3 separate regions of the Homo sapiens genome follow, and regions 1 and 2 are each linked to region 3. Evidence: read pairs that join two places in POLR2A ChIA-PET (ENCODE). Cell type or tissue: MCF 10A. All regions are shown on one strand. Each heading gives the region's core, and the rest is flanking DNA. Links, peaks and the distances in the headings are about the cores only. Region 1 has its middle 27 kb from the start of LINC02207. Region 2 has its middle 68 kb from the start of CHASERR. Region 3 overlaps LINC01580 (long intergenic non-protein coding RNA 1580).

Region 1 (7,132 bases), core at 2,435-4,934, 100 kb after region 3:
CTGTCTGTTATTTTGCATCTAGTATTTCTCTTGCAGCAACATATAAGATTCAGATCTTACCCATTTTCCATGTAATTGTTCACCATTATTTTAGCCTCACCTGTTTACCTCTCTCAAAAGTCATTTTAGTTTTTATAGTCAATCAATGCTAGTTTACAGTTAACAACAATTTGTTCTTTTTATTTTTGTGTGCCAGTCTTCTATGTTAAATTTTCTTCTTTGAGAGATTGCATCTTATTGTCTAAAGGTGTCATTATTTTCCTCATTTTGTTGCAGGTTTTGTGATTCTAAGTTGATAGTTATTGATCTTCAAATCTCACCTGTCATATTAGACTATTGAACGGGAGTTGTGTCAGAGTCACTGGCAGGCAGTTTTGAATTTGCCTGAGCTGGAGGAACCTATGGGTTTCATTAAATCAGGAGCTTTTGTTGCAATTTTTTTTTTTTTTTTTTTTTGGCGACAGAGTTTTGCTCATGTTGCCCAGGCTGGAGTGCAGTGGTGCGATGTCGGCTCACTGCAACCTCTGCAACCCAGGTTCAAGCGATTCTCCTACCTCAGCCTCCTGAGTAGCTGGGATTACCGGCATGCGCCACCATGCCTGGCTAATTTTTGTATTTTTAGTAGAGACAGGGTTTCACCATGTTGGCCAGGCTGGTCTCGATCTCCTGACCTCTTCATCCACCTGCCTTGGCCTCCCAAAGTGCTGGGATTACAGGCGTGAACCACCACACCCAGCCTAATTTTTTTTTGGCTTGGTGTCACCATATCACATTAGAATCCTGGATTCAGAACTCACACCTACTTATGAAAGTGGCCAGGCCAACTTTTTTTCCGCACTGGTCCTTGGAAGACAGTAGCTTCATTTGCCAAGGACAGGAATCCCTTCTGTGGGCAGCAGTGGGACCTTAGCCCCCAGCCGTTGGAGCCTATGCCATTCCCTAGTTCCCCCATGAGCCTGCCGAGTGGCTTCAAGTCCCATGCACCATTGGCTTTGAGTTACTTATCCTTATTTTGTTTTTGGGTATTGCCTTCTTGGTGGGAGGCAGAGGGTTAAACATCTCTATACACTGAAATTTGTTTTTAAATTCGGCTTTTATAAGCGTTTGAAATGCGAAAGGAGATTTTCCCCAGCACCTTGGCCTGGTATCCTCCTTATTAGCCTATAGCTCTCCTAGAGCATGCCTCTGAATGGCGTGAATCTAAACAGCTAAATAGTGGGAGAGACTCTTATCACCTTGCAAACCATATAAGTGATTTTGATTAGAGGGATATAAAAAGATCAGTTCTGGTCATGGCTAATGTCCCCACAAGAGACTGGACTCTTGGGCTGTATGCCCACTATGAGAAACACTAGGTTATTATTGTATAGCACATGGAGAAGCTGGTATCAGCTGAGGCCTGTAGGCACTTCCAGCCTGAGCATGTTGGAGCCTGCAGAATACCATGGCCTCACCTTCTCCTTGCTTCAGCCAAACTCTACATGTGCAACAAAGTCCAGGCTCCTGTGTGTGGCATTCAAGAACCCTGATTAGCCCCTTTGGCCTATACAGAAGTTCTTATAGTCCTATGAACTAAATGTTTGCATCCCCCCAAATTCATACGTTGAAACTCTTATCCCCCCCCAATGTAATGGTATTTGGAGTTGTGACCTTTGGGAGGTGATTAGGTCATAAAAACAAATCTCTCATGAGTGGGATTAGTGCCCTTATAAGAAGAGATACTGTTTACCACAAGAGGACACAGCAAGAAGATGGCCATGTGTAAACTAAGAAGAAGGACCTCACCAGAACCCGACCACACCGGTACCCTGATCTCAGATTTCCAGTCTCCAGAACTGTGAAAAATAAATGTTTGTGTTTAAGCCACCCAGTCTACAGTAGCTCAAACTAAGACATCTAGTTTTCTGAAAGCAACATCCTCTTCTTCACCACTGTGCCTGTCCATGTGCTATTCTCTGTCCAGCTGACTTCCCCATCCCTGTCTTGGAAAACTTGCACTCATGCTCTGAGACAGACCTCAGGGATCACTGCATTTGTTAAGCTTTCCTGTCCTTTCACACTTCGACCCTGGCAGTGGTTAGCATTCCCTCCTGTCTAAGGCATCTTTGGCCTCTACAAAAGAGCTCATTGCAAAATGTATTCATAAACTTTTCCCTGCCTCCCTAACAACAATGTAAGCAATGAAAGGGAAATAATGTGTTTTACTTGGTTTTACATCCCAGGCATTTGACATGGTATCTGGTGCAAGACTGATGCTCAGTAAAGTAATGTTAAGTGAAAAGGGCATCTGTGCGAGCAAAGACTTCTAATTCCTTTCTGGTCTCAACTTGACCAGCCTTTTACACACAGGCCCCTGAATCCCTGCTTTCATCTTAGGGCTGAAACCCAGCCCTGAACCTCAGCTCAGTCAGCTACTAGCTCTAATCCTGAACTCCTCCTGGGAATGTGGCCCATGAGATAATTTATTGTCTTTGTGTATCTCAGCTTGAGCCTAGGCTATAGGCTTGTCTTTATATGTCAGGAGGCCCAGGGAGTAGGAACAGCCCAAGGTAAATTTATATTAGAGGGTGAGCAAACTCTTCTCAATGGAAGGAGTCAGGCACAAAGAGCCTCATCTTTTCCCAAAGCACAAATCTGCAAGGATGGACTTGATTCATTCAGTCAATGTTGTTTTCAGTGTCCACTGTATTCTGGAACTGTGCCCAGGAATGGGGTGTTGAAATGAGCAAGGCAGGTGTGATCTCTCACCTCCTGGATCCTGGATGAGAATCCATTAAAACAATTTAACTTCAATCTCCAGATCTCACCAACTGTGACTGCAAATATGTCACGTAACCTTTAGTATTCAAACCAAAGCAATCTGGAGCAGTCTACTTGGACAGATTTCCTAGAATCACACCTTGCCCTCAGGTTTGTTGTTCTCCAAGTTCCCTCACAATCTGTTCTCTGCCCTGCTCTGTGCCCCCAGGAGGGCTACTCACCCTCTACTCTCTAGATTTTAGCTAACAGCAGCCATAAGGAAGTACCTATGGGGTATTGGAGGACAGGAGGAGAGAGAGATAGGGTGGGTGGGGAAAGAGAGAAAGAGAGCAGGGAAGGGGTAAGAGAGAGAGGAGAGAGGGGGTGAGAAAGAGAGGAGACAGAAAGAGAGGGAGAGAGGAGAGAGAGAAGAGAGAGGAGAGAAAGGAGTAGGGAGAGAGGAAAGGGAGAAGAGGGGGAGAAAGGAGAGAGAGAGGGGCGTGTGTGTGTGTGTGTGTGTGTGTGTGTGTGTGTGTGTGTGTGTGTGTGTGTGTGTGAAGGTTCTTAATCCCCTTAGGCTTTTCCTGAGTCACTCAGTCCTCTGTTCCTCTAATTATGCTCATCTGATTCTGTTTAGCCTTAGGGATGGCACCTCCTTCCCCTTGGACCTGTAGCCCTAGTTTAGTAACAGCTTTTTTCTGTTGATAGCCCTGGGGTGCCTCATTATCCCTTGTTGACTGGCTGATAGCTGGGCTATCCAGGCATCTCGAGTTAGGCCTCACTGATAGAGCTTGTTGTGCTCTTGCCTAACTTGGTTTTCTCCCCACACTGGGTGAGATCATCTGCCAATAAGATAAGACTGGGGAGTGTAAAACTGTGACTCATTCATTGACAGTCTACAGTCAAACCCTGTGCTAGCACTTTATTCCTGCCTACGCCTCTGCAAAAAGTTGCTTCACTGGACACTCTCTAGTCATGCTTTTGAATGCACCATCAGTTTCCTGCTGAGACCGTGATTGACATATGCACCATGCTTCCCCCTCCCTCCTACACACACCCAGCATGTTCCCATGATCCTTGAAGATTCTCAGGTGAGTCACATTGTTCACAATGTCCTTGTCATTCGTGCTGTTGTAGGGTAAACATACCTGATAGCAATAACGCCAGCATAACCTTAGGATGACCCCGATGGCAGATGCACCTGAATGTGTGTTCTGAGCTAGGGGATGTGGGAGTGGCCAACCCAGAGCTTCATTTCTTGTCTATGAGTAACATTAAGCTCCAGGCCCAACCAATGGAACACGGGCTATACAACGCATTAAGGCCCTGAGTTTTGGATTAAATGAATGTTGCCCGGTGGAGGTCGTTAAGGGGAGGATGTTAAGTGAAAATGCTATATAAGCTGCAGGCTGCTTGCAAGCAGTTGCAGTTTTCCTCCCCAACCCGATACTATGGGGGCTGTGCGTTTATCTTGTTCAGCTCACGTCACTGGACCATAGGACTGTGGATATGTTGTCCAGCCTACTGCCACGGGGTCATTTCTGTAAGTAGGGTGGTTCTCCGGTCCAGCCTGCCACCCTGGACCCTCTCCCCTGTATGTAAGCCCCTAGTAAAACCCCATGTCCACTTCCTGGCTCTGGGTCTCTTCTTCTACCTCTTGAACCTGTTGCCTTCCCTACTGAGGTTAATAATGGAGGCTGGGCACAAAAACTGGTTTCTCTCACTTTATTGCAGAAGCTGGACTATCCAAGCATCTAAAATTTTGCCCTGTCGATACAGCTTTTTCTACTCTTAAAAACTTGGCTTTGATTCCTGTCATAGGTTGAATAATGGCCATCAAAAAGTATATGTTCAAGTCCTCATTTGTGGAACTTATAAATGTGACTTTATTTGGAAAATGGTCTGCAAGGCTCTTGCAGATTAAGGATCTTGAGATAGTTATTGTCCTAGGTTATCAATGTGGGCCTTAAATCCAATAGCAAGTGTCTTCAGAACAAGGAAGTGTTCTGGGCCTTGAACTCAATCTATCATAAGGTAATAGCACTGCTATTTACATTTGCCCCCCTTTCCCTACAACCTATAACCTTCCTATATTAATGGGCATGGAGATTGGGGTGGCAGGAACGCATTGGCCAGCACACGGTAGCCCCAGCACAAAGGGTGGTTACTGGCTATGGATTTATAAAACCAAAATATCTGTTCTGCTGCTTTTCTTAAAGGAAATTTGGAGAGATGAAGTTGACACTTCTATGGAGTTGTAAATGACACTACTGCAGTTTAGAAAACATGCCACAGAAAACCATGCAACTGAGATAAACATCCAGGAGGTCTAGAGTTAGTTGAAGTTGGAAAACTTGTTTGTTTCTTTGTTTTAGACAAAGTATCACTCTGTCGCCCAGACTGGAGTGCAGTGGCGCAATCTCAGCCCACTGCAACCTCTGCCTCCTGGGTTCAAGCAATTCTTAAGCCTCAGCTTCCGAAGTAGCTGGCATTACCGGCACCTGCCACCCTGCCCAGCTAATTTTTGTATTTTTAGTAGAAACAGGGCCTCACCATGTTGGCCAGGCTGGTCTCGAACTCCTGGGCTGAAGCGATCTGCCCGCCTTGGCCTCCCAAAATCCTAGATGACGGGCCTGAGCCACTGTGCACACCCAGAAAAACTTGTTTCTAAGCAAATGTCAGATATTTCCTGGGGGCTGCCCTGATAGGAAGGACACAAAGTCCAGCAGACTTGCATTAGGGGTATGTGGAAGTGGAGAGTCTTATTACATATAGTGAAGACTGGAAAAATGTGGGCCACACAATCATTGTTCCAACCAAATGTTTCTTGAGGACCTAACATGATTGGCATTTACCAGTGTCTAAAAGACAAATATATGCCCCATATACATAATTAGAACTGGTCTCTACCCTTAAAAATGGGGTCAGTAATTTGAACTATGAGTTACTAAATATTATAGATGTTATGCTAGAAGTCTCTATAGGGTACAGTGGGAATAAGATAAAAAGGAGGTAGAAAACTCAATGGGAGAATGACACTAGTTCCTGCATTCTCCATGGGGGTGGTATAGCCCCACAAGAGGGTGAAGATTGTTTCATGGGTGGATGTGGCAGCAAAAAACCATAATTGCATTTTAATAGCTTGTGGCTCTCCAAAGGGCTGCATTACATAAGCCAATATAAAGCACACCTGTGTTACTAAAATTTCATAGTGGCAGTTCCAAAAAGTCTTAAGTCTGCTGGGGGGTGTCAGTAATGAATAAAAGTGGTTGGGAAATCTTTAAAGAAGAGGGCTTATTCCCTAGACAATGGAGAGTGGGAAGAAGCAGCAACAGCATAGCACTGAGCAAGCCTAACTGAGGGCAATGGAACGGCATCACTGGGGCTAGGAGGGAGTGGGATTCTTCAGGAAGATTAGTCAGCCTGGAGAGGTGGGTTCAAAGAGACGGCAACAAGTGATAACCCTGGGGAGGCAGATGGACCTGATTCCACTCTGACATTTCTCAGAACAGCTGGGACTGCTATGTTGGATTCAAGGCTAAGACATGTGCTAACAAGAGCTGGGATTGTCAACAAGCCTTGCTGCCAAGGCTTTCCCTTTGGCTTTGACCCGTCTGACGTTGATATTGGCTGGTCCATACCAGATTAGCTCTGGACCCCTCCTGTCAACAGATCATTGTTTGTTTCCACCAGTTAACACTATTTGTTTCTGGACCAAAGTTGTCTCCCTCCTCTCTTTGCAGACCTTATGACTAGGGAGGCCAGCCATCCCATTCTGCCCAGGACATGGGACTTTGAGTGTTAAAACCAGGATGGTCCAGGGCAAACCGGGTGGCTGGGTTACCCTGCTTAGGACTGAGACTACATCCTTTTGTTCTGCAACAGGTCAGACGTTTGACAACCGAGCATCTTTTCCCTCATGTCCTACACCCCACCATTCAAGCCCTTGTCCTGTTGCTGCTTAGAGCAGCAATTCTCAACCACGGCTGCAAATGAGAATCACCTGGAGAACTTTTACAATCCCTGCTGCTTAGGGCACACCCTAGGACAATTAAATCAGCATGTCTTGGAGTAGAACCAGGCATCTATATTTTTTAAAAGCCTCCCAGATGATTCCCATATATAGCCAAGGTGGAAACCATTGGCTTAGAGCAGCAACAGTGATTAACTATTAATGTAAAATAACCATCACTGAGTTGACTCTAATTTGGAGGGACTGTCACTTTTTTAACCTTGGAGATTTAACACATATGCCTCAATATTAGGGTCATGAGTACATTGGTCTGTCAATACTTTGGAAATTAGTCATTAAGTCAATAGTTTAAACTGAAATTAGACATAGAAACACTTTTTTTCTAGTACCTATATGTCTGGTTTTTATCTCTGCATATAT
Region 2 (7,132 bases), core at 2,163-4,662, 1.1 Mb after region 3:
GGCAGGGTTTGGAAATTTGGCCTTTGAGGTAAGGCCGCCAGATAAAATACATCAGTCAAATTTGAATTTTTGATAAACTGAATAATTTTTTTAGTGTAAGTAATATTTGGGACATACATTTAAAAAGATAGTTTGTGGTTTGTGATTCAAATTTAACTGGGCAACTTGGACTTTTATTTACTAAATCTAGCAATCCTAGTTTAAGGGTCTACACACTTACAGAGGGCATATGTAATTAGGTTTCTACACCTTCATCAGAATGGCAAACAACACCAGAAAGCCTCCAGTTCAAGGTGCCCAGCCAAGATGCGAATGTGACAAACACAGCATACAGGTGTGTTGCCCCTAATAAGTAACTTCAGGGATGGCCTCCAAGTGCAGCCCATCCAAATATTATGAGCACTTACTATTAACTTGTTCATTCATCCATTCATGCAACAATTATTTATTGAGTGCCTGCTGCGTGCCAGGCATAAATTTTGGGAAAAGTAAGATAAACAAAGAAAAAATCCCTGTCTCTGAAGGGTTCTTATTTTTGTCTGGAGGACTAACATGTAAAATGATAATTGCCATAAATGACAAGTGATCACATAGTTTGATTAGAGAGAGAGCAGAAACATCAAGTTAAGCTTATCTAAGATTGATGGCAGGGGCGGGGGACAGAGAAACTTCAAAGAGGAAGTGACTTCGATGAGCTGGTCTCAAAGGAGTCTAAGCTGGCAGAGTTGGGAAGGACCTCAGTAAAGAGAACGGCATGAATAAAGGCTAGAAGTGGGTGAGGACGTTGTGGATATTTAAAAAACAAAACAAGACAAAAGCAACAAATTACAAAAACATAGTGAAAAGTCAGCTATAGCAGGAGCCACCGGAGGAAGGTTTGCTGGAGATGTCTGATAATATAGGCTGGGGTGACATTGTAAAAGTGAGTCTATAGAGCTCAAAGTCTCCTGTGCACAAGCAGACTAGGATAAGGGTGATGGTGAAAGAGATCAGTGATGGGAGACTTTTTCCATTAACTCTTTTTTTTTTTTTTGAGACGGAGTTTCGCTGTTGTTGCCCAGGCTGGAGTGCAATGGCGCGATCTCAGCTCACTGCAACCTCTGCCTCCCAGAGTCAAGCGATTCTCCTGCCTCAGCCTCCCTAGTAGCTGGGATCACAGGCATGTGCCACCACGCCCGGCTAATTTTGTATTTTTAGTAGAGATGGGGTTTCTCCATCTTGGTCAGGCTGGTCTCAAACTCCCGACCTCAGGTGATCCGCCCACCTCGGCCTCCCAAAGTGCTGGGATTATAGGCATGAGCCACCGCGCCTGGCCATCCATCCATTAACTCTTAAAAAATGTAAAGAGATTAAAACTGACTTAAAAAAATGTGTATGTGCACGTGTATCACTTTGCAATGGATCCTAGGAACATAAAAATGAATACGGTATCAATCTTACCTTCTAGATAGTCTAGGTTTCCCAGGGAAACCTTCCACACATGGGATAAGTGCTGTAATATAACAAGTAAACACCGTGAAAAGTCTGGGAGTATGAAAGAAGGAGAAACTCCTGGAAGGAACAGAGAGGGCCAGTCAGGGCTTCCCAAAGGAAGAGATGCTAGATTTTTTTTTTAATTAAAAAATTTAATATTTATGCAAATCGTTAGACATTTTCCCAACAATACAAAACAGTATACAGTGAAAAGAAAATCTTTCCTCACCCAGACCCTTGACTGCCCATCAGAGGCATCCTTCCCATTAATATAAATATCACTCTGGCCAGGCGTGGTGGCTCACGCCTGTAATCCTAGCACTATGGGAGGCCGAGGCTGCCAGATCACGAGGTCAGGAGATCGAGACCATCCTAGCTAACATGGTGAAACCCCATCTCTACTAAAAGTACAAAAAAATTAGCTGGGCATGGCGGTGGGTGCCTGTAGTCCCAGCTACTCAGGAGGCTGAGCAGGAGAATGGCGTGAACCTGGGAGGCGGAGCTTGCAGTGAGCAAAGATCACGCCACTGCACTCCAGCCTGGGAGACAGAGCGAGACTCTGTCCCAAAATTAAATAAATAAATAAATAAAATGAAAATAAATATCACTCCTTTCTCTTTTTTTTACACAAATAGATGCATTTTGTATTCAGTTTTTCATACCTCCTTTTTTTTTTCTTTGAGATGGAGTTTCGCTCTTGTTGCCCAGGCTGGAGTGCAATGGCACAGTGTCGGCTCACTGCAACCTCTGCCTCCCGGGTTCAAGCGATTGTCTTGCCTCAGCCTCCTGAGTAGCTGGGATTACAGGCATGTGCCACCATGCCCGGCTAATTTTGTATTTTTAGTAGTGACAGGTTTCTCCATGTTGGTCAGGGTGGTTTCGAGCTCCTGACCTCAGGTGATCCTCCCGCCTTGGCCTCCCAAACTGCTGGGATTACAGGCATGAGCCCCCACACTCGGCCTATTTTTTCCCATTTAACAATGTATTTTAGAAATCAGTGCATATAGGCTGGGCGCAGTGGCTCACGCCTGTAATCCTAGCACTTTGGGAGGTCGAGGTGGGCGGATCACCTGAGGTCAGGAGTTCAAGACCAGCCTGGCCAACATGGCGAAACCCCGTCTCTACTTAAAATACAAAAATTAGCCGGGCATGGTGGAGACTAATTAGGAGGCAATTGGCCAAAGGAGAAGGAGGCATTGACAGCGGGCAGAAAGTGGATTAAGGAAGCAGGATTGATAATTACCACCGTCTATTGAGAATTTATTATTTGTGCCAGGCATTTTACTAAGTACTACATACTGTCCAGCATTTATCCAATTCTTGGAACAAATAAAGAAATATTTGCAATTTACAAGTAGGAAACTGAAGCTCAGAAATATTAACTGCTCAATGTTACACAGTTTGGAAAGGACAGAACTGGACTCCAACTCTGCCTCCCTCTGACTCCCAAGTCCCAGTTCTTTTTTTTTTTTTTTTTTTTTGAGACGGAGTCTCACTCTGTCGCCCAGGCTGGAGTGCAGAGGCGTGATCTCAGCTCACTGCAACTTCCACCTCCCGGATTCAAGCGATTCTCCTGCTTCAGTCTCCTGAGTAGGTGGGACTACAGGCATGTGCCACCACTCCTGGCTAATTCTGTATAGTTTTAGTATAGATGGGGTTTCACCATGTTAGCCAGGATGGTCTCGATCTCCTGGCCTCGTGATCCGCCCGCCTCAACCTCCCAAAGTGCTGGGATTACAGGCTTGACCCTCTGCGCCCGGCCCAAGTCCCAGTTCTCAAACACAGTTCCACAGGGCCTTGGAAGAACCAGGAGCAAGGCTTTAGGGCTATTTGATATGGGGGAGGAAGAGAAATTTGGGGGAGACTAGTAGTGATACATAGGCCTAGAGCCCTAACCCTGTTGGAATGTGCCCATGAGAAAACAGGGTTAAAAATATAGGGGGAGGCCAGGGTTGGTGGCTCACACCTGTAATCCCAGCACTTTGGGAGGCCGAGGTGGGCAGATCACTTGAGGTCAGGAGTTTGAGACCAGCCTGACCAACATGGTGAAACCCTGTCTCTACCAAAAAATAGAAAAATTAGCCAGGCGTGGTGGCACGCACCTGTAGTCCTAGTTACTATGGAGGCTGAGGCAGGAGAATTGCTTGAACCCTGGGAAGTGGAGGCTGTAGTGATCTGAGATTGTACACTCCAGCCTGGGCGAAAGAGGGAGACTCCGTCTCAAAAAAAAAAAAGGGTGTGGTCAGAACTGATCGCCCAAGGAAAGAGCATTGCATTCTCTGGGATTGTTTTTAAGATGATCATGTACTCGCTTCTAATTTTTTCCCATTATTCATGCCTTTGTTTTATTCCTCTTTACTATTCTGTGTTCTCTAAATGATTTGGAGAGAGCAAAGGAATGGCTGTGGCAAGTACAGTATAATTTTGGAATAACAGACTATTGAAGACCATGCGTGGTGGCTCACACCTGTAATCCCAGCACTTTGGGAGGCCAAGGCGGGTGGATCACGAGGTCAGGAGTTTGAGACCAGCCTGGCCAAGATGGTGAAACCCTAGCTCTACTAAAAATACAAAAATTATCCGGGCGCGGTGGTGGGCACCTGTAATCCCAGCTACTTGGGAGGCTGAGACAGGAGAATCGCTTGAATCTGGGAGGCTGAGGTTGCAGTGAGCCGTGATAGTGCCACTGCCCTCTAGCCTGGGCAACAGAACAAGACTCCGTCTCAAAAAAAAAAAAGACTATTGAACTTGCCAATTTAGCAGCAAAGACTCTGGGGTCTACAGTCTAGGATATGAGACAACCTATAGATTGCCTCTTTCATTTCTGGAAGGACTGAGGAAAGAGGCAAATTTACAAGACGTTTTCCTTTCATTGCTAGGCAGTAACTGTACCTCAGTAAAAGGATATTTTCAAAGGCCCTTGAGATTAAAAAGAACTTTTTTTCTTCTTCTCCTCCCTCTCTTCTTCCTCAGTCATATCAGTAGCAGATATGAAATTTCAGCTTTAAGGAGACAGGCTTCTAAGAGCTATAGCTTCCACAAGCTGTTCAAAGTCAAGTGTTCCTTAAAACAATTGAAATGTAAAATATTCATCATTATCTGCTTTAGGTATCAGCTATGAAATACGAATGATAAAACAAACAAAAATATCTAGAGCTGCTTTGAAAGGATCACCATGAATCTCTGGTAACAGATTTTAATCTCAGATGCACAGTGCTGGTTAGGTAAAAAAAAAATTCTCACGTTTATTGTGGTTCTGTAGAATCAGACTACTTAGTAACTTTGCAAAGGTTTACTTGGAGACTTTGAATTGACCTCAAATACCGTAGTCGAAGAGATCAACCTCTGCCATAGGGTACTGTCACTAAAAGGAAGACTATTACAGAATAATGACTGCCATCTATGGTAGTTTTTATTTTTTTTGAGATGGAGTTTCACTCTTGTTGCCCACACTGGAGTACAATGGCACGATCTCAGCTTACTGCAACCTCCGCCTCCAGGGTTCAAGCGATTCTCCTGCCTCAGCCTCCCGAGTAGCTGGGATTACAGGTGCCCGCCACCACGCCCAGCTAATTTTTGTATTTTCAGTAGAGATGGGGTTTTGCCATCTTGGCCAGGCTGGTCTCGAACTCCTGACCTCCAGTGATCTACCCTGCCCGGCCTCCTAAAGTGCTAGGATTACAGGCGTGAGCCACTGTGCCTGGCCTATGATAGTTCTTACAGCCCCATATCCTTTTAATATTAACAAAGTTTTCTTCATTCTACTGGAATGTATTTTATTGCAAGTATAGTAAGTAGAAGGATTTCATTTAAAGAGAAACTAGGGTTAAAAATATAGGAGGTGGCCAGGCGTGGTGGCTCGCGCTTGTAATCCCAGCACTTTGGGAGGCTGAGGTGTGCAGATCCCTTGAGATCAGTCGGGAGTTTGAGACCAGCCTGACCAACATGGTGAAACCCCGTTGCTACCAAAAAATACAAAAAAATTAGCCTGACGTGGGCCGGGCGCGGTGGCTCACGCCTGTAATCCCAGCACTTCGGGAGGCTGAGGCGGGTGGATCATGAGATCAGGAGTTCGAGATCAGCCTGACCAACATGGTGAAACCCCGTCTCCACTAAAATTACGAAAATTAGCCGGGTATGGTGGCACACATCTGTAATTCCAGCTACTCGGGAGGCTGAGGCAGGAGAATCACTTGAACCCTGGAGGCAGAGGTTGCAGTGAGCCGAGACAGAGCCATTGCACTCCAGCCTGGGCAATAAGATTGAGACGCCATGTCAGAAAACAAACAAACAAACAAACAAAAAAGGCCGGGCACTGTGGCTCAAACCTGTAATCATAGCACTTTGGCAAGCTGAGGCAGGTGGATCACCTGAGGTCAGGAGTTCGGGAGCAGCCTGGCCAACGTGGAAAAACCATGTCTCTACTAAAAATACAAGCCAGACATGTTGGCACGCGCCTGTAATCCAGGTACTCCGGGTGCCGAGGCAGGAGAATCGCTTGAACCCAGAGGGGTGGAGGTGGCAATAAGCCGAGACAGCGCCATTGTACTCCAGCCTGGGCAACAAGAGTGAAACTCCATCTCAAAAACAAACAACCAAACAAACAACAAAACCAAACGTTCATTTACACTTAAATAATTTTAGGGCAAAGTTTATATCCTTGCTGCACATCAGAAAGAAAATTTTAGCAATTAGTTTCCTTTGCCTCACATCTCCACATAGAAATGAACTAGTTAAAAAGAAAAACAGGTTTCCGTGTATTAAGCAGGTTGACGGTGAAGGAGTCCTTTTAAATATTTAACTTGAAGTTAATGTCCATGTCCGGTATTTATTGGACACACATGCATATAAAAAAATACATAGAGAATATACAATTTACAATTTTCATTAAAAAACCAATATCAATTTAGAAGAGTGAGGGCAATTAAAGTTGAGCTAGGACATGAGCTAGGTTGGGGAGGCAATACAATTAACAATTCGGTTTGGAGAGTTAAAATATGTATCAAAAAACCTTAAAAGATTCATTGTAAATCTTATTTTACAGAAATCTGTACAAAACTTTTTCTATTAAAATGTTCATGCCAGCATTATTTACAGAAGCAAAAAACGAGCTGCATACAGCATATTGTGCCTGTAGTCCCAGCTACTTGGGAAGCTCAGGCTGGAGGATTGCTTCAGCCCAGGGGTTTTAGGCTGTAGCGCACTATGATCTCACCTGGGCAACACCTTGTCTCAAACAAAACAAAACAAAACCCAAAACCTATTTAACAAATCTGGTGTCCAATAAGAGAACTGTTAATGGTTAACTACGGCATACTCATCTGCTGGAATACTGTGCAGACTGTAAAACTCATGAAAATTCTTACTGATATAAAAAAGTACATTATACGTAAATACAAAATGTAGGTTATAAAACTATGTCTAGTATTATTTTAAGACAAATACAGTTGTACAGATGATTAGCTTAATAGTGGTTATTTCTTGGTAGTCACATTTTGGGTGATTTTCTTTGTATTTTTCATGTTTTCTGTTGAGCACAATTTGCTTCAGTAATATGAAATATAACAGTAATTTCCAAACGTTAAGTAAACAAGATAACAAATTGTACACACAGTATAATCCCCCCAAAACAAACTTAAGTCTAGTCTAAGAACGAGTG
Region 3 (7,132 bases), core at 2,336-4,835:
TTTCCATATTCCACACCTCACAAGCATGGAAATGGCACTGATGGGGTGTATGTGTGATCACTCAGAGGTAACCCTGTGCATTTATCCTCATTTCTCCACCCAAGGCCTCTCAATGATCTGAGGACCCACACAGTCCTCTGTGGCTATGAGTTTTAAAGGTTATTGAAACTAAACATCTTTCACTTTCACCATCCTTTCTTCTTTCCAAAAGGAATTTTCCTCTATTTTCTCCAGAGTGCTCTTGATTCTCTGCCTTTTGCTAGGGAATTTAATTAATGCATCCTAATAAAAAGGAGAAACCATGTGAATGTGAGTTAGCAGGCTGAAATTCAGGCCACTGCTGTGTCTCATATCGATTATTGCTTCATTTTTTTTACTTGGTTTATCGACTTTCAGCCTCACCCCCTTTCTGGTTCATTCCGCATGGTGATCTTCCTAAAACTCAGATATCATCTTGCCCCTCTACAGCAAACATTTCTTCACTGGCTCTTCATGTCTTCAAAGGAAATTCCAAACCACACTGAAAACCTCCCATTTTCCATCAAGCTCCAGTACCAGATCAATTCTTCAGCCTTATCTCTCACCATTTTAATACCATCTGATACTGTAGTTACACTGGATTATTTGTAGTTCTGCAAATTGAAGACTTTACTCAGATTATTTCTGCCTTTCTCTTATAATTCTTCGAACCCAGATTGAGTATCAACAGTGTCTGGAGAACCTGGGCTGAAAGGCAGTGGCTATTTTGTGCTTTTTTACATACTCTATCACACTCTATCTATCTCTATCACAGCTCTTACCTGGTAAGGTGATAATTGTTGCTTACTTATCTCTTTCTTTCACTAGTTCAGGAGTTCTTAAACAACAGGAACTGTGTCTTTCTTTCTCTATATTACCAGCATTCCTTCTAGGGCTTTGTATATAGACGGCAATTTGGAAATGTTTATTAAATGAATGCATCTTACTTATTGACATAAAATACATTCAGACTTATAAACATGTATAGCCATAACTATATCTCCATCCACCTCTGCAATTTTAAAACGATAATGTATAAATAGAAACTGAAAATCAGAAGAGATAAGTTTCAGTTTCAGCTCTGCTACTTATAAACTGTGAGCATTCGGGCAAGTCAATGAACTTTTTAAATCTCTTTATCAGTAAAATGGATGAGTACATCCACTCTAGCTATCTCAGAGAATGTATCATGACTAGATGTGACTGCAGGATGGATCTGGTCGTACCCCAGCCAAATCTCCCTTTTGGAGTGAAGGACCTATTAATTTCACCAAGTGATGGGCCAGATAACAGCAACAGATTGCTAGCTGTCAACCCTATGGGGAGTGCCTTGCTCAAGATTAATTCCTTTTCCTAGCAAGGCTCTTATTTAGTGACTTGGTACAGGTAAGGTTACAAAGATGGGGAAGAGCAATCCCATCTTCAGAGCTTCCCACGGGGTTTGAGGTCTCTTCTGACACCATCACACAGCTCCACATCTCCCTGTTCCCATCCTGCTATGCTTCAGTCCATACTACAGATGCTGCCTCCAGGGACTCTCTCGATTGTACCTCCTGCATGCTAATTTATTAATCTCCAAAATTCCCTTTATCAAAAAAAAAAGTTATCTTGCAAAGGGGTCATGAGCACAGACTTCTAGTGTTACTTAGTATAGATATTGTAAAAATAGGGTTTTATATGGAAAACTGTAAAGACAGAGCAACAATAAAGCACATATAATCCAAGTTCTCCCATTCCATAGAAAGGTATGCTTAGGTTACACAAAGCTAAAATAGATCCATCATGGCAAATGATCCAGTAGAATGGTTATGTTTATACCCCCTCCCACAACTAAAGTTTTCTATGTATTTGTAGGGGGTGTGTGCAGGGACTATCTATGTGACTATATAACTATGGAAAAATTACCTTGCTAGAAGGAGGGACTATGTGAGGCCCAGTAGCTAGAATCAGTTTTTTCTTTCTTTGAGCTATTTTGCACCTGCTAAGCCAGCTTCTGCTAAAATACTAAAAGGGGGAGAAAATGAGGACCATCCAGATTTGCCTCTCTTTGCCTCAAGCCAAAAAAATTCTCAAAGACGCTCATCAAATCTCCACCAGAGTCTTTCTGAACTACATAATAATCATGAAGTCTTTCGATGATAATCTCTAACGTCTACAGTCTAAAACTTATAGATGTGTTATCTCATGCAATCCTTTCAATAATCCTATAGGGTAGAAACTATTATGGAGACTAGATGGGAAACTAGAATTTAATGAAAAGTTAAAATTCTCTCAAAGTCTCATAGCTGGTAGGCAGTTCAGCTTGCATTGGCACCAAGCCAGAAACTACTCTGATCCATGACTTCCGATGAGTTTCGTCAAAAATAAATTATAATTATAATGATATAATGTGTATTAATATCAGTAGAGTACATTATGATACTCTGTCAGATAAAACTAGATTATCTTTCAGATAATGCTATACTAAATAATTGTCTTAAAATATTTTAAAAAAATCTTTGTCATCAAATTTGTGTTTTTAAACTATAATGTATATAGAAATCACAGCAAAATACAAATTTTAGGGCCCCACACCCAACAAGGTTTTAGATAGGCCTAGAAATCTGCCTTTTAGAAAGAATCTTCAGTGATCCTTAGTGAGATGGGTCTCAATCCACACTTTGAGAGATGTGAATCTAGCTGTTAGGTATAGCATTTAAAACCATTAGGCACATGGTCACTTAAACGTACGCTTGATATCATTCTACTAAAAACAAAATTGAGCACTAGACACTTAACTATGACTATTATTAACTTATCTCTACCACATTGTAGATTTTACTTTCACTGTTTTTATTTACAGCAATTTTAATGTCTATATGGGAGGATTATGTATGTTCAATAGAGGTAAATAGTATAGTATCTATCATGTGAAAGGCACTTCAACCCATTATAACTAACCCTCACGTCACCACGATGATTCCTATAAAGTAGAAAATTGAGGTTCAGAGAAGTTAAGAAATATCTCCACATCACACAGTTCATAAATGCCAAAGTTAAGATTTAGATACTGGTTCAGCAAATTGAGTAGCCAATATTGTTTTCACCAAGACACAATTTTTCCCAGTCACAGTCTTCCAATCTGTTGAGTTGCTTCATGACCTCTCAGAGATAACTCAAGTCTAAGTCCTTAAAAAGAGAGCCAGGGGTAAAAGTATTAGGTTCATCTGATGGTGAGTTCTCTTCAAGCCATATACACATTTAGCTCCTCCTCATCTAGAAACAGGGAATTGCCTACGTTTTTAATACAGAAGAGAGAGGCTAAGTATTTGTGTGACCATTTCAAACACTTCCAACTGCTACCACGCCAACAATAAAGGGAAAAGAAAAAAGAATGAGAAGAAAAGAGAACAATTCACATTTAAGGTACTTATTTAGATTAATGAAGCAAAATGTGCCTTCAGAATCTAGCACTAAAGTTTTGCTTCTTTTTTTTTTTTTAATGGTGGGTGGGTGGAAATGTGCCATATTTATCTAAACACATCTTATAAAATCATCTGGTGTAGGTGCAAATTCAGTCTCCTTGCTTCTGGTCTCTTTTTCTTCCCATTCCCTCAGGGGTAGCTTTCTGGGAATTGCTAATTCATTGAGGATGCTGAAGAGGACAGGACCCATGCTGATGACTCACATTCTTTCAAATACAGTCAAGGGTGGGCCGGAGGACTGCTTTGGTTGAATCCCGTTACACACATCCTCTGGCTCTCTACAAGCTATTTGTAGAAGCAGACAGAAAGCTCCAGGAGAGACGATCCTTGTCAGAGGGCTGGGAACAGCACCAGAAAAACTGTTTCACCCCATCTCTGACTCAGATACTTCCTGCCCTGGCTGGAATCAGATGTTGCCAAGACAGCTGTGGGAGAAAAAAAAAATGGAAGAAAACCTAACTTTTCAAAAGTAAGCTTCTATTTAAACGGAAGTTAATCAAGTAGTTGAATTTGGACAAAGATTCAGGTTGTGACTGCCCAATGCCACCAGAAAGTCTGAGCTCAGTGCCAAAGTCCCTCGTGGCTAAATCCACCAGCTCTGGCAGGGTGGGTCTGAGGAATGCACTAGGTGTTAGACACATCCGGACTCCACAGATTCTGCTAGGGGTTCACCTGGATGACAACAACCGAGCAGCCAGGTTGGGGGAGAGTGAAATCTAAAATGCATCTCATTTTCTTTTGTATTTTTTAAAGTAGTGAAGAGCTCATTTCTACCATATTTATTTTCTTTAGTATTTTTTAAATACTAAAAAAAACTCATTTTCTTTAGTATTTTTTAAAGTTTCATGAAGAGGCAATTTCTACAGTATTTATTATTTGTGCTGACTATAGAGGCACTGCTTGATTAAAATAGAATATGGACAATTCACTAAAGCATTAATGGAAAAAGCCACCCAAAGTCTTACCACCCAAAGATAACTACTATAAAAAATTATGCACTTGAATCCATATCAGAACATTTCTACTCTTGTTTCCTAGTCTGTATATATGTATATGTATTATATTAGTGACCTCATATAAGAGTTTTATACCAATTTTCCACTTTATATGAGGTTATTAAAGTTTTTATAAACTTTTTACAATTCTGATTTCTTTCATTTTCTCTCAAATTGTTTTCTCATATAAAAATAACATCTTATACTTACTAAGTGCTCACAATGTGTTGTCACACAGTGTTCTAAGTGCTGTATATATATACATATATATATGTGCTAATTTAATAGTCACAGCAAAGCTTAATTTATATCTGAGGGAACTGAGACTCAGAGAGATGAACTGACTTGCTGAATGTCACACAGCTGAAAAGAGGGGAAGCCAGAACTTTTCCAAGTGATCAGATAAAGAACTCACACTCACTGTATATACCTCTTGTCTCTATATAACAAATCTTCCTTAAAAAAATAGATATATTTTATCATAAAATAACTTTTCTCCTACCATAATACTCTCACTCCAGGGAGCTATTTGTTTAACAAATAATCACTGGGATCATACGCTAGTCCAGACACTGTGCTAGTTATTGGGAAAATACAAAGTTAAAGGGGACACAACTCTGATTCACTCATTAATTTATTAAAGCACAATTTGCTGAACACTACATGTATCCATTGTTCCAGAAGCTAGAGGTATAAAAGGAAAATGGTAGAAGGACTTGTTTCATGGAGTTTATATTCTCATTGGGTGAAGAGAAGACAAAAACTAAGCAAACAAAAATATTTTGTGACGTCAATGTTGTGGAGAAACAGCAAGGCAGGAGGTGAGGAGGTTCTGGTGCTCTTCTCCATGGGTGCTTGGGGAAGGAAGCCCTCACAGGTGAATGGCATTGAAACAGAGACATGGGAGAAGTTAGGGAGTGAAGCACATGGCTGTCTGGAAAAAACCATTCTGCACCATGCCACAGTTCTGAAGAGGGGCATGAACATAAATATAAATAAGTGTTTCATAGCAGGGAAAGCAAGATACAATCCATGGAAGCAAAGACCAGGAAGAGCAAGCCATCGAACATGGCAGGAGGGAAGGCTGCGCATGCGGGGGTGGTGAGGCATAAATGGCCAGAAAGTACGTGGTAACCACATTATAATGAACTTGAATGTCAGATTGTCTTACTGCAGTAAGAAGCTGGTCTACAGTGGAATATCACCTTACACTTTTTAAGATGGCCATTATAACAAAACAAAACAAGAAATAAAGTGAGTAGGTCAGATGTGAAGAAACTGGAACCCTTGTAAACTGTTGGTGGGAATGTAAAATCGTGCCGTCATGATGGAAAACAGTAGGAAAGTTATTCTGAAAGTTGAAAATAGAGCTACCAGGGAATCTAGCAATCCAAGTTCTGGGTATATGTCCAAAAGAAGAGAAATCAAGATCTGGAAGAGTTATCTGCATTCCCATGTTCACTGCAGCATTACTCACAATAGCCAAGATATAGAAACAACCCAGATGCCCACTGACAGATGAATGGATAGAGAAACTGCAGTAAATATATATAATAAAATATTATTCAACCATAAAACGAAGGAAATCCTGCCATTTGTGATGACAGGGATGAACTCTGAGGCTACTGTGTGCCAAGTGAAAGAAGCCAGTAACAGAAGGACAAATACGGTATGATCCCACTTGTATGAGGTATCGATAAAAGTCAAACTCAGAGAAGCAGAGAATAAAATAGCGCCACAGGCTAGAAGAAGGAAAGAAATGGGGAGTTGTTGTTGAATGAGTATAGGGTCTCAATTATGTCAGATGAGTAAGTTTTAGAGATATGCTGTACGACACAGTGCCTATAGTTGACGATATGGTACTGTGCACTTCAGAATTTGTTAAGAAGCTAGATCTTACCACATACACACATAAAACAAAACAACATAATAAACAAAGCAACATAAGAAAACTTTGGGAGATGTTGGATGTGCCCATTACCCCGACTGTAGTGATAGTATCCAATGGGAGTTTAATCCAAACTCATCAAATTGTACACGTTAAATATGTGCAGTTCTTTGTTCACTATACCTTAATAAAGCTGTTTTTTATAAAAAGCTGGTCTGCCGTCTTCTATCTCTAGAATTCTGTCATCAACTCATTCCCTGTTTTCATAAATCCCAATGAGAAACTTCATACATTTTAAGTCTCGATCATCAGAAACCCACTTTTTAAAAAAGGTTTTGGTGTTCAACATTCTTTAGAAAACACTAACAATTGTCTTTGCTCCTGGACTCTTAAAGGAGCAATGAAAGAGGCTTTATCATACCTAAGACACAGCAACACTTCTTTTTTTTTTTTTTGAGACAGGGTCTCACTCTCTCACCCAGGCTGGAGTGCAGTGGCACAATCTCAGCTCACTGCAACCTCTGCCTCCCAGCTTCAAGCGATTCTCCTGCCTCAGCCTTACAAGTATCTGGGATTACAGGTGCACACCACTACCACCCAGCTAATTTTTGTATTTTTAGTAGAGATGGGGTTTCACCATGTTGACCAGGCTGGTCTTGAACTCCTGACCTCAAATGATCCACCTGCCTCGGCCTCCCAAAGTGCTGGAATTACAGGCGTGAGCCACCACACCAGGCCCAGCAACACTTCTTAAACACCTTCTTTAT

Evidence for each region. ChIA-PET counts read pairs that join two places held together with the same protein. Peaks named below come from ENCODE experiments on the same cell type or tissue, not always from the same donor. Only the 100,000 strongest peaks of a DNase experiment are listed, where the experiment ranks them.
Region 1: POLR2A ChIA-PET joins it to region 3 with 7 read pairs; 1 of 35 experiments calls an interaction of 5 or more read pairs at or near these places.
Region 2: POLR2A ChIA-PET joins it to region 3 with 5 read pairs; 2 of 35 experiments call an interaction of 5 or more read pairs at or near these places.

The regions. Positions count from the first base shown.
Region 1 is chr15:93,826,130-93,833,261 of GRCh38, reverse strand. No RefSeq gene overlaps it. Among named protein-coding and RNA genes, the nearest start is that of LINC02207, 27 kb to the left of the region's middle. RefSeq lists an enhancer at 3,303-3,838. In MCF 10A, for the core only: no CTCF peak of the experiment used is centred there; DNase peaks (open chromatin) are centred at 2,691 and 3,641.
Region 2 is chr15:92,811,271-92,818,402 of GRCh38, reverse strand. No RefSeq gene overlaps it. Among named protein-coding and RNA genes, the nearest start is that of CHASERR, 68 kb to the left of the region's middle. In MCF 10A, for the core only: no CTCF peak of the experiment used is centred there; no DNase peak of the experiment used is centred there.
Region 3 is chr15:93,926,539-93,933,670 of GRCh38, reverse strand. The region is part of intron 2 of LINC01580 (long intergenic non-protein coding RNA 1580); the gene reads right to left. All of the region lies in intron 8 of LINC01581 (long intergenic non-protein coding RNA 1581), which reads left to right. Among named protein-coding and RNA genes, the nearest start is that of LINC01580, 29 kb to the right of the region's middle. In MCF 10A, for the core only: no CTCF peak of the experiment used is centred there; a DNase peak (open chromatin) is centred at 3,770.